Regions from separate parts of the Homo sapiens genome. Here region 1 is linked to region 2. The links are chromatin loops, found by intact Hi-C in ENCODE. Cell type or tissue: heart right ventricle. All regions are shown on one strand. Links, peaks and the distances in the headings refer to the core of each region. The heading gives the core; the rest is flanking DNA. Region 1 holds the start of RTCB (RNA 2',3'-cyclic phosphate and 5'-OH ligase). Region 2 overlaps SYN3 (synapsin III).

Region 1 (5,330 bases), core at 1-5,000, 590 kb before region 2:
CCTGAGTAGCTGTGGTGCACACCACCCCGCCTGGCTAATTAAATTTTTTTTGTAGAGACAGGGTCCCACTATATTGCCCAGGCAGGTCTCCAAAGTCCTAGGCACAAAGGATCTTCCCGCCTTGGCCTCCCAAAGCGTTGGGATTACAGGCCATGAACCACTGCGCTCTCCCTATGTTAGATTTTCTATTCCTTCCTTCAGGGTAACGGTTTCCACACAAAGAAAGTGGCCAAACAGCAAACAGAACACAGATTTATCCCCGTGCGCTTTTTCTTCCCTCAGTGTAAGTGACTTGCCAACAAGGGAAACTCAGTAAGCTTTGATTCTGAATAAAAGAATGGAGTGACTATTGGGAGCTGTTTACCAAGACGTGAGACGAGACGGTAAACCTTTGAAGCATTTACTTGGCACCTTCAGGGATTTCAAAAACTATTTAAAAATACGTTGCAAAACTTCATAAACGTTTTCTTTTTTCACATTAATAAAAATATGAGCACAGATGGTGATGAAGGCCGAGAGATACAGAGCCCAGGCTTTCAAACTATCTGATGATCCTGAGCCCTCAAGTCTCCATCTGGGACGTCAAAGAAGTAAACCGGACATCAAGTCCTGGCTGAGCTTCTTCCTAGGTGGGTAGAGGAAGCTATGTCACCGACAGATCCTCGAGGTCCTTCTGTGAAGTGAATATTAAAATCAAACAGGCCCTGCCCTGCGCTACTGCAAGAAATGACATCGCTTTATTAAAAACCAACATGCGATACTGAATGCTGAAAACCTGGTTTAGTGAACAAAGGTTTGTAAACGTTATTTAAATAACCAGCATGACTCAGAGGAGGTGAATTCCAGTCCCAGCAAATGAACCTGGGGCTGGCTGTTCCACCCTGGAAAAGATCACTGAAGTTTCTGTGAACGTAAAACAGCTCACGATACGTTTATGAGACTGATCTGTGAAAACGCTTTGGAAACCCCAATTTCGTATTTATTTAGATTCCCATATCCACCGCACTTAGCTTGTCCTCGTGGTTCGGGGACCTCTCCTGGCGGGAGGTGGTGCCGGAACAGGTTGGGCGGCCCCAGAACCGTGAGGGGAGAAGGACGGGATGAGGGAAACTCTGCAAGGGGCCGGGGCGGACCCAGTGGTCAGGGGAGGTCCAGAGGGCGCAGTGGACGCCGGCCGGGCCGGGGACGGAGCACGGAAGGCCCCGCCATTTGCTCTCCTGCCTTACCTGCATGTTGGGCACGAAGCCCTTCTTGATCCTCCAGCAGTTTTTATTGATCTTCTCCAAGAACTGCAGCTCATCATTATAGCTGCGACTCATGGTGGCGAAAACTGTAGCAAAAACTCCCGGCTCCGCTTTGAAGAGCCGCTGCCGCGTAGTCCGGCTTCTCAGAGCACCGCCTTCCAAGAACCAAAGCGCAGGCGCGACCAGCGCCGCAGCAGATGAGCAACGGCAAGCGCCGAGGCTCAAAATTCTTCAGGCCAATGTCTTTCCTCTGGTTAAGTTGTACTGTCCTGTAGTGTATAACTTTAGGATCTTTATTAGTCGATTTCCTCTAAACTACAGCTAAGCGAAATCCAGAAGTTTAAAGTATAATCTAGTTATCTTTTGTTTTGGAAATGCTTTTCAGCAGCTTATGAAAACACCTTGAGTCTGGGTCAGGTTCGGTGCATTGGCTTGGAGTTTACACCCTCAGCTGGGAGGGGAAAAAGATAACGCCAGCAGCTGAGAAAGAAAAACCTGTTTGAGTAAATACCATAGCTGAACATTTATGTTTCAGAATGAATCTGGATATACACCAAATAACTTTTTTGGTCAGAAAGGAGCATCCCAAAGAATGAAGCATGGCAGCTTATCATTTATTCTGACAAACACTTGTGGGTGCATCTATTGTGGCCAGACATATACTACAAAATGATCAAATCACAGCCCTTATGGATCGCCAAAACTCCCCAGTCTAGCCGCATTTGATGATCAAGACCTCTTTAATCATGCTTTTATACGCCGTGTCTCTTGTTCATAGTGGTAAGTGAGCTTTAAGTGATTTCAGTTTCCAGTTCGGCCTCATGTCAACAACTGCAACTTTGGGATTAGAAAGACGCAAGATTCAATTTCTATCTGTGCCATTTACTGACTTGGTGTGATTAACCCCTCTTATCTCTGTTTCGTCATCTCTAAAATGGGATCATAATTCTTTCTTGAGTAGAAGGCTAAATGAAGTGACACTGGAGGGGTAATCAGCACGGGGCTTGGCACACGGCAAGCACTCTATAAACAGCTCTCCTCTTTCCATTCCCCCACTAGACTGTAAGTGCTGCAAAAAACAGTATGTAGTTTCCATTCATTTGTTGCATTATCTACACTGGTTCCGCTTTTCTTCTCTTCTGCCCCAATTTCTCCCCATTGATTAGGTGCTCTGACACATTAATATCATTCTCAGTTATGAATTGTCTGAGTTTAGTACTCTGCACTGCCATTTCATTGAATCTGTGGTGGGTGAAAAATCCCAAAGCTTGAAGTGATACAACTTTTAGAGTTTCCTGTGGTTACCCTGTTCCTTCTTGGAAAGATTTCAGAGGTAAAGAATTCTCTTTTAAAATCAAGCCTTGATGTCTGTGCAACCTTAGGTCTCTTCCCTTTTCTATGTCTTATTTTATTTTATTATTTTTTTGAGTTGGAGTCTTGCTCTGTCGCCAGGCTGGAGTGCAGTGGTGCCATCTCGGCTCACTGCAACCTCCGCCTCCCAGGTTCAAGCGATTCTCCTGCCTCAGCCTCCCAAGCAGCTGGGACTACAGGTGCGTGCCACCACTCCCAGTTAATTTTTGTATTTTTAGTAGAGACTGGGTTTCACCATGTTGGCCAGGATAGTCTCGACCTCTTGACCTCATGATCCGCCCACCTTGGCCTCCTAAAGTGCTGGGATTACAGGCATGGCCTACTGTGGCTGGCCTCTTATTTTATTTTTTAAAAATTCAGGGCAGGCCATTTCTCAAATAAAAAAACCAAGATTGAAGTTGATAGAAAACAATTTTAATTAAACACAGAAGATAGTAACAGTGAATATAAAACATGAAAACCAATATGCAGGTAGGGGAAAACCACTAGAGGGCCTAAGGGATTTCCACTGAGAATGACCAATACAAATACAGACTTAGAGTTGCTTACCCACCTGGTCAGAAGTACATGCCTAGCTCTTGTCCTAGAATCTTTCTTGCCCCAAACAAACAAACAAACATAAACACAGACACACGCAGCATGCATACACTCACATTCAGACACCTCTATTTATCCCTTTAACAGAGTCTGCCTTATTCTGGGTTCCTGAAGGCTTAAGAAAGAAAACTTTCTGCCTAAGCAATTCACAAGGGCTTTACAATTCCAGTGTGTACTGTCTTTCCCTTCTGGGTTTACAGTAGTTGTAGGATTAAGGACCATTTACTTCCTGGGGTGAATTGCAAACCGGCAATCAAGGGGCTGACTTCCCCCTCCACTGTCTGCTTATCAGGTTCAGACCTTCCCATACGTGGAAACTTGGCTGCTGCTTTGAGGATGTTTCATACTTCAGGTCGGTGGAAATCAAAAGGAAACCCTGGAAAGGATGTGACAATGAAGATAACGTCAAAACTTGGGCATGTCTGGGTTTGTCTGAGGCGTGAGGAAGAGATGGCTTCTTTTTTTTATTATTTTAATTTTGAGATGGAGTCTCAAAGGCTGTCGCCCAGGCTGGAGTGTGGTGGTGCGATCTTGGCTCACTGCAAGCTCCGTCCCTCGGTTTCAAGTGATTCTCGTGCCTCAGTCTCCCAAGCAGCTGGGACTACAGGTGTGTGCCACCACACCCGGCTAATTTTTGTATTTTTAGTAGAGACAGGGTTTCACCATTTTGGCCAGGCTGGTCTCGAACTCCTGACCACCTCAGCCTCCCAAAGTGCTAGGATTACAAGCATGAGCCACCATGCCCAGCTGAGAGATGGTTTCTTTACCAGGTCCTACAGAGAGTCAGGCCCTCCTCTACCCTGGCCCTACTTTGTGAATGCCCCAGAGAAAGGAAAGGCCATTTTGGAGTACTGTCACCCGATGTGACTTAGCCATTGTAGAAGCAGTGGGGGAGAAGCAGGGAAGTGGGAGAGCATGCACGGTAGTGTAGGGCAGCGGTCCCCAGCCTTTTTGGCATTAGCGACTGGTTTCATGGAAGACAATTTTTCCACTGACTGGGATTGGGGGATGGTTTCGGGATGAAACTGTTCCACCTCAGATCATCAGGCATTAGTTAGATTCTCATAAGGAGCGTGCAACCTAAATCCCTTGCACAGGCAGTTCACAATAGGGTTTGTGCTCCTATGAGAATCTAATGTTGCTGCTGATCTGGTAGGAGGTGGAGCTCAGGCAGTAATGTTCACTCCTCGGCCGCTCACCTCCAGCTGTGCAACCAGGTTCCTAACAGGCCACAGACCGGGACAGGTCCTGGGCCTGGGTGTTGGGGACCCCTGGACTGTACAGGATTGGAGAATTTCTTTAGAAACATATTTCCACCTCCCCAAACAAACAACAATGCCAAAAAGAAAGAAAGAAAAAAAGGTATTCTGAAGTGAATGCATAATGATGAGCCGGAAAACGATTCGATCCCTGAACTCAAAGGTGTGTGCCTTTGGTTCAGGGGAAAGTCTTCTGACTGGGAGAATCAGAAGAGCCAGTCCTGTCCCAGCCATGCTCCTTTCCAGCTGCCTGAGCCACTTCTCTCTGAGTCCTCCTTTCCTCATCTGTAAAATGGGACTAATAATTCCAGCCTTACAGATTGTCTTGTGGAATAAGTAAAATAAAGCGTGCTAAGGGGCATCTTCTTATACTGTGGATTTGGCTGCTAAGTGAAATTGATCTTGGTCTGATTTTTAGACTCAACTCTAAATATTTTCTGTTAATTGTGATTTAAGAACTAAACATGTTTATAAGATTCCCTGGTCTGGGAAAAAGCAAAGCAGGACAAAAACAAACAACAACAACAAAAACAAGCAAAACAGGAGGAGGCTTAGTCTACTATAAAAAGAAATGGGTCAGTTAAGAGGTGAGATTTGCATTCTTACCTCAAGAACTTCAATATCTGAATTGACGAATAAGAATTTGTGTGGATTGGACAGAGGAAATCCTTGCTGCAATTTTGCTAAAATATAGAACAAGACGTAAAACAATTGGGCACAAGCACAGAGGTTTTAGCAAGCTTTTTAGTAAGAGACTGACTGACAGCTTGCTTTTTTTTTTTTTTTTTGAGATGGAGTTTTGCTCTTGTTGCCCAGGCTGGAATGTAATGGTGTGATCTTGGCTCACTGCAACCTCCAC
Region 2 (5,378 bases), core at 266-5,265:
CAGGAGGCTGAGGCAGGAGAAGGGCGTGAACCCGGGAGACGGAGCTTGCAGTGAGCTGAGATTGAACCACTGCACTCCAGCCTGGGTGACAGAGCGAGACTCCATCTCAAAAAAAAAAAAAAAAAGAATGCCACCAATGTCATTCCTCAGTTTGATTGTCACACCCCCAACCTTGTCATTGCCAATAACGCACCACCTCCCAAATTCCTCATTCAGTCAACAGGCATTTCCTACGTACCTATTATCTGCCCTGTTCTAGGCATGGGCAAATACAGACACCATGTAGAAGTGGGTGGGCAGATAGGTGATGATCATACAGCGTAATAACTCTTGGAAAATCTAGAAATGCACAAGGTGCTTACCAATGGGTGTCATTAATCCTTGTTTGGTAGGAAGGTGTAGTCTGATATTCTCTCCACCAGATGGATGGTAGCTGAGGAGGGTTTCAGAGGGTTTCAAACCAAGGACACCCTTTTAATTTCTTACCCAACAAATAAAAGAAAAAAGAAACCATTGGGAAGGGTGGGCAATAACAGCAAAGATAGCAATAGATCATTGCGGAAATGGAAGAGCAGATTTTCTGAGAAAAAGGCTACCAGCAGAGTAAGAGGACAGGAGAGCCAGGGCTCCAGAGGCCACCCAGGGAGGACCGCAGTGACCTGGGGAGGAACAGCTTCTATTCGCTGCTCCCCCAACAGCCCTCCTCCCCATTCTATCCAGGCTCCAGAGACCTTGTAGGATAAACTGAGGGCAGGGAGGTACACCAACTCCACCTGTCTTTTTTATTTTTTGGGTCATGTTAAAGGTTTTGATTTTGAAAATCAAACCTGGGATTCTGGTACATTCTATAGAAATAGTAAAAAAAAAAAAAAAAAAAAAAACAAAAGTCCCTCCATCCTCCTTTTTAAAAACAATTTCAAATAGCAGCCTTACAGTGACTCTGGCATCCTGGTAAGTAAAGAGCCAAGATTTTATACAGAAGTGAATAAAAATAGAAACTCCTCCACCGTGTGTTCTGTGTTCCTGAACCCTAAGGTGAGGTGAGCTTCAGACTCCACTATGCCCAGTACAAGTTATCCTGCTTGGACTAAGGTAGGGCAATGACATATGCTAACTGAACAGTTACTGTGTGTTGAGCTCCAGGGACATTAGGAAGAGTAAGAGACAGGCCTTGTTCTTGCAGAAGAGACGATTATAATACAGATACAGTGTGGTATGTGCGCCTGCATGATGCGCCAGCATGATGAAGTGTGTTTTAAGTTACACAAGGGAGGTCGATATTAACACTGCAGGGTGGGGTGTGTCAGGGAAGAATTCTCAGAAGAGGGGACACCTGAGCAGGATTTCAAACATGAATGGAAACTTGCCAGGTGTACAAGATAGGGAAGGGTATTCCAGGTAACAGGGAACAGAATGTACTAAGGCGGAAAGGTGTGTTTGAGAACTACAAGTGGCTTACTCTTCCTGCAGAATAAACAGGACAGGGCCAGTCACGGTGGCTCACGCCTATAATCCCAGCACTCCGGGAGGCCGAGGCAGGCAGATCACTTGAGGTCAGGAGTTCGAGATCAACCTGGCCAACAAGATGAAACCGTCTCTACTAAAAATACAAAAATTAGCTGGGCGTGGTGGCCTGTGCCTGCAATCCCAGACCCCCAGGAGGCTGGGGCATGAAAATCACTTAAACCTCGGAGGTGGAGGTTGCAGTGAGCTGAGATTGCGCCATTCCACTCCAGCCTAGGCAACACAATGAGACTCTGTCTCTAAAAAACAAAAACAAAACAAAACAAAAACAAACAATAAAAGCACAGGAAGCAGAGCTGGAGGCAGAACTAGAGGGAGGGCAGGGCAGGCATGCTTATGACTTTGAGGGCAACGATTCCCCCACCACAGGATTATATTAATAAAACGAGATGCATGGGGAGGGGGCAGGCAGGAGCAAAGTGAAACTGGTCAGATTTGTGTTTCAGAAAGATGACCCTTGGGTAGTCCCATGGAAGGTAACCAGAAGGTGAACTCAAGATGGGAGGTTTCAGACCAGTGAAGCTGCTGGAAAATTCTAGGCAAGATAAGCAGTGGAGTGGCAGTGGGGCTGAAGAGAACTGAGTTTGATATCAATTAATTATAATTCTCCTTTCCCTTGTGGTTCTCAAATCTACAGATGAGGCTGGGCACGGTGGCTCACACCTGTAATCTCAGCACTTTGGGAAGCCGAAGTGGGAGGATCGCTTCAGCCCAGGAGTTCAAGACAAGCCTAGGCAACACAGTGAAACCCCACCTCATTTAAAAACAAACAAACTGCTGATTGTCCCCCACCATCCCAGAGGAGAGCATCACCTTTAGTTCAGACCTATCCGGAGCCAGGCCTTACATCCTTGCCTAGCCAGGCTGGTCTCCTCAGGCACCCCCAACAGGAGAGAGTATCTTTAAATGCCTGGCCATGAGTTCTCCCAGCAAAGACGGCTTTGAGACCCTCTATTTCTCCTGAAGATGAAAGGTCTCTCTCCAGGTCACTGGCCAGGTTTTGGATCGTCCTCAAGGGACCCAGGCTGACTCAGAGTCTACAAGCTGGACACATCAGGCAGGGAAGAGTGGTATCCTGCAATTACCCCACCTGTCCACAACAAAACCTGATTCTACTGGAAGGCCCTGGACCAGGAATGGGAAGACAGAGAAACGTCTGTCTTCCTGAGAAGGGCTGAGAAGGGTAGAAAAGGGGGCAGCATCATCGTCCCCGTTGGGGTTGGGGTGGGTTCACTGTCTGTCCAGACTGCAGCTCCTCTCCCCTTCATTATCATCTGAAAGGGGAAAGAAGGGGGCCCTGTGAGCTGGCTTCTTCCCTTTAACCACTTCCTCCCCTGGGAGACAGCTCACACAGTGCAGGAGGGGCTGGGGAGGGGGCTGGCCCAGAGGCACCAGACTCTGCAGAACCACCCAGGCATTGTGGGGCTGCCCTGCCACCTGCTGGCCGCTCCTGGTGGCAGGGGACAGGCATTTTTCCGGGATTCTTCAGGACAGGACCGAGACTCTAAGGCAGTCAGCATCAATTTGGAGAAAGCCGGGAAAGTGTTGCGATTCAGAGAGGTTAGGAAGTTCGTGAAGAATCTAGGATGGAGTTCTGTGGGAGAAGCTGTATGTTGGTGGTAGGAAGTCTCTGTCACAAACATCTAATAATTGCAGGGCCAACTGCCAGATGAGTTAATGAGTCTTAGTTTCTTACTTCTCCCCTTTTTCACCCACTGAGGGGCAAGAACACCATAAACAAAGACTGTTGAGTCCCAATTAAAGTGTGGCCATAGGACGAATGATTGAAATATATTGGGAAAAACTCCTCTGGCCAAAGCTGTGTCCCTACCCTTGCACACAGCCTAAAATTCACACACTGGTCCTTCCTGTGGAATAGAGAGACTGAACATCAAATTCAAAATTTAAATGTTATGTCTGAGGCCACTCATTGCATTTCAACCTCATTCACTGTTCCCCTACCCTACTGTATACCACATGGACACTGGAGGGACAGATATTAATAAGACCCAACTTTATCACCCAGGACCTACAGGGAAGAGTGACCAACGGACCAATGGGTTAAATAAATAGCACAATGGGATAAATCCTAATCCAGACTGCCCTGTATATTTGGCATGAAGAAATTAAACAGGCATGCCTACAAGGGGCTACTGTTAAGATGATTAATGTTACACAGGAAGGATCACAATAGTCAGCAATAATAATATACACTTATGCAGTACTTACTGTCTACCAGGCACATCCCATGCACTGTTATACTAACTCAGATCTTAACCCTACTTACATACATTAACTCTATGACATAGGTACTATCATTATTCCCATTTAGGTGCAGTAATTTACAAAGGTCATTAGTCACTTCAGGGTAGAGATGGAATTTCAACCCAGATAGCCTAGCTCTGATGTCTGTATTCTTAACATTGCACCATACTGCCATTTATTAAGTTCAACCTCCATGCAAAGACGTAACTTCCCTGACAAACAGCTGAGCCAGGGATAACACAGCTAGCAGAGAACACTCAAAATCAAGGTCAAATGTTGGGATGAAGAGAGAGAGAAAACTTCAAGGGCCATGCAGGCATTTTGACTACCAGGCAGATGGGCATTGTTCAGGGCAGAGGGCCTAAAAGAAACACCCCGGCAGACATCAACCACTAAGCTCAGAGCCTAATAGTGATGCTTTACATAAACACATAAGCAGAGACAAACAAAGTTTCATGATAAATACCCTTAAGCAAGCAGCAACACCTAAGATGATTCACACTGGATCGGAAGACAGGTGATTCACATGACCAATCTGGTTAAGAAGAGGCAATTTCTGAGCAGGAAGCAGTAAAGTCAGACTGATGGTCTGAATCTGCTGAACATACTTTAATGTTGACTTTACATAGAGTATGCATTAAAAACTATAAATAGCACCAGGTGCGGTGGCTCACACCTGTAATCTCAGCATTTTGGGAGGCCGAGGTGGGCAGATCATGAGGTCAGGAGATCGAGACCCTCCTGGCTAACATGGTGAAACCCTGTCTACAGTAAAAATACAAAAAAATTACCCGGGCGTGGTGGCGCCTGCCTGTAGTCCCAGCTACTTGGGAGGCTGAGGCAAAAGAATCACTTGAACCTGGGAGGTGGAGGTTGCAGTAAGCTGAGATCGTGCCACTGCACTACAGCCTGGGCAAGAGAGCAAGACTCCATCTCAAAAAAACAAAACAAAACAAAAAAAACTATAAATAGCAAAGCATAGATTTAATCATTCCCAAACTAAGTTAATGTCTCAAGGAGTGAATGAGTGTATATACATGCACATTGGACTAACAGAGCATCTGGCACATTTAATGAATGGGATGCATTCATTTATTCAGTTAATACATAGTTACTTGGTGCCTACTGATACGGTTTGACTGTGTACTCACCCAAATCTTATCTTAAACTGTAGTTCCCATAATCTCTATGTGTTGTGGGAGGGATTCAGTGGGAAGTAATTGAACCATGGGGGCAGTTACCCCCATGCTGCTGCTCTTGTGGTAGCGAGTTCTCACAAGAGCTGATGGTTTTATAATGTGCTTCCCCCTTCACTTGGCACTCATTCATTCTCTCTCCTGCCACCCTGTGAAGAGGTGGCTTCTGCCATGATTGTAAGTTTCCTGAGGCCTCCCCAGCCATGTGGAACTGTGAGTCAATTAAACCCGTTTTCCTTTATAAATTACCCAGTCTCAGGTAGTTCTTTATAGCAGTGTGAGAATGGACTAATATAGTAAATTGGTACCCCAGAGAGTGGGATGCTTCTGTAAAGATACCCAAAAATGTGTAAGTGACTTTGGAACTGGATGACAGGCAGAAGTTGGAACAGT

Evidence for each region. Hi-C counts contacts between places; a loop is a spot of excess contacts. Peaks named below come from ENCODE experiments on the same cell type or tissue, not always from the same donor. Only the 100,000 strongest peaks of a DNase experiment are listed, where the experiment ranks them.
Region 1: it touches region 2 in a loop (4-fold over the local background); 5 of 110 quality-filtered maps call a loop at or near these places.

What each region holds. Positions count from the first base shown.
Region 1 is chr22:32,410,838-32,416,167 of GRCh38, forward strand. RTCB (RNA 2',3'-cyclic phosphate and 5'-OH ligase) reads right to left here and starts at 1,410. Exons shown (of 12, transcript NM_014306.5): 1 at 1,227-1,410. The coding sequence starts at 1,319. BPIFC (BPI fold containing family C) reads right to left here. Exons shown (of 17, transcript NM_174932.3): 16 at 5,078-5,154; 17 at 3,008-3,588. The coding sequence ends at 3,466. RefSeq lists an enhancer at 1,380-1,559. In heart right ventricle, for the core only: a CTCF peak has its summit at 3,098; a DNase peak (open chromatin) is centred at 1,444; H3K4me3 peaks cover 2,115 bases; H3K27ac peaks cover 1,489 bases.
Region 2 is chr22:32,997,919-33,003,296 of GRCh38, forward strand. The region is part of intron 2 of SYN3 (synapsin III); the gene reads right to left. Among named protein-coding and RNA genes, the nearest start is that of SYN3, 58 kb to the right of the region's middle. In heart right ventricle, for the core only: CTCF peaks have their summits at 2,965 (motif pointing left) and 3,168; a DNase peak (open chromatin) is centred at 2,953.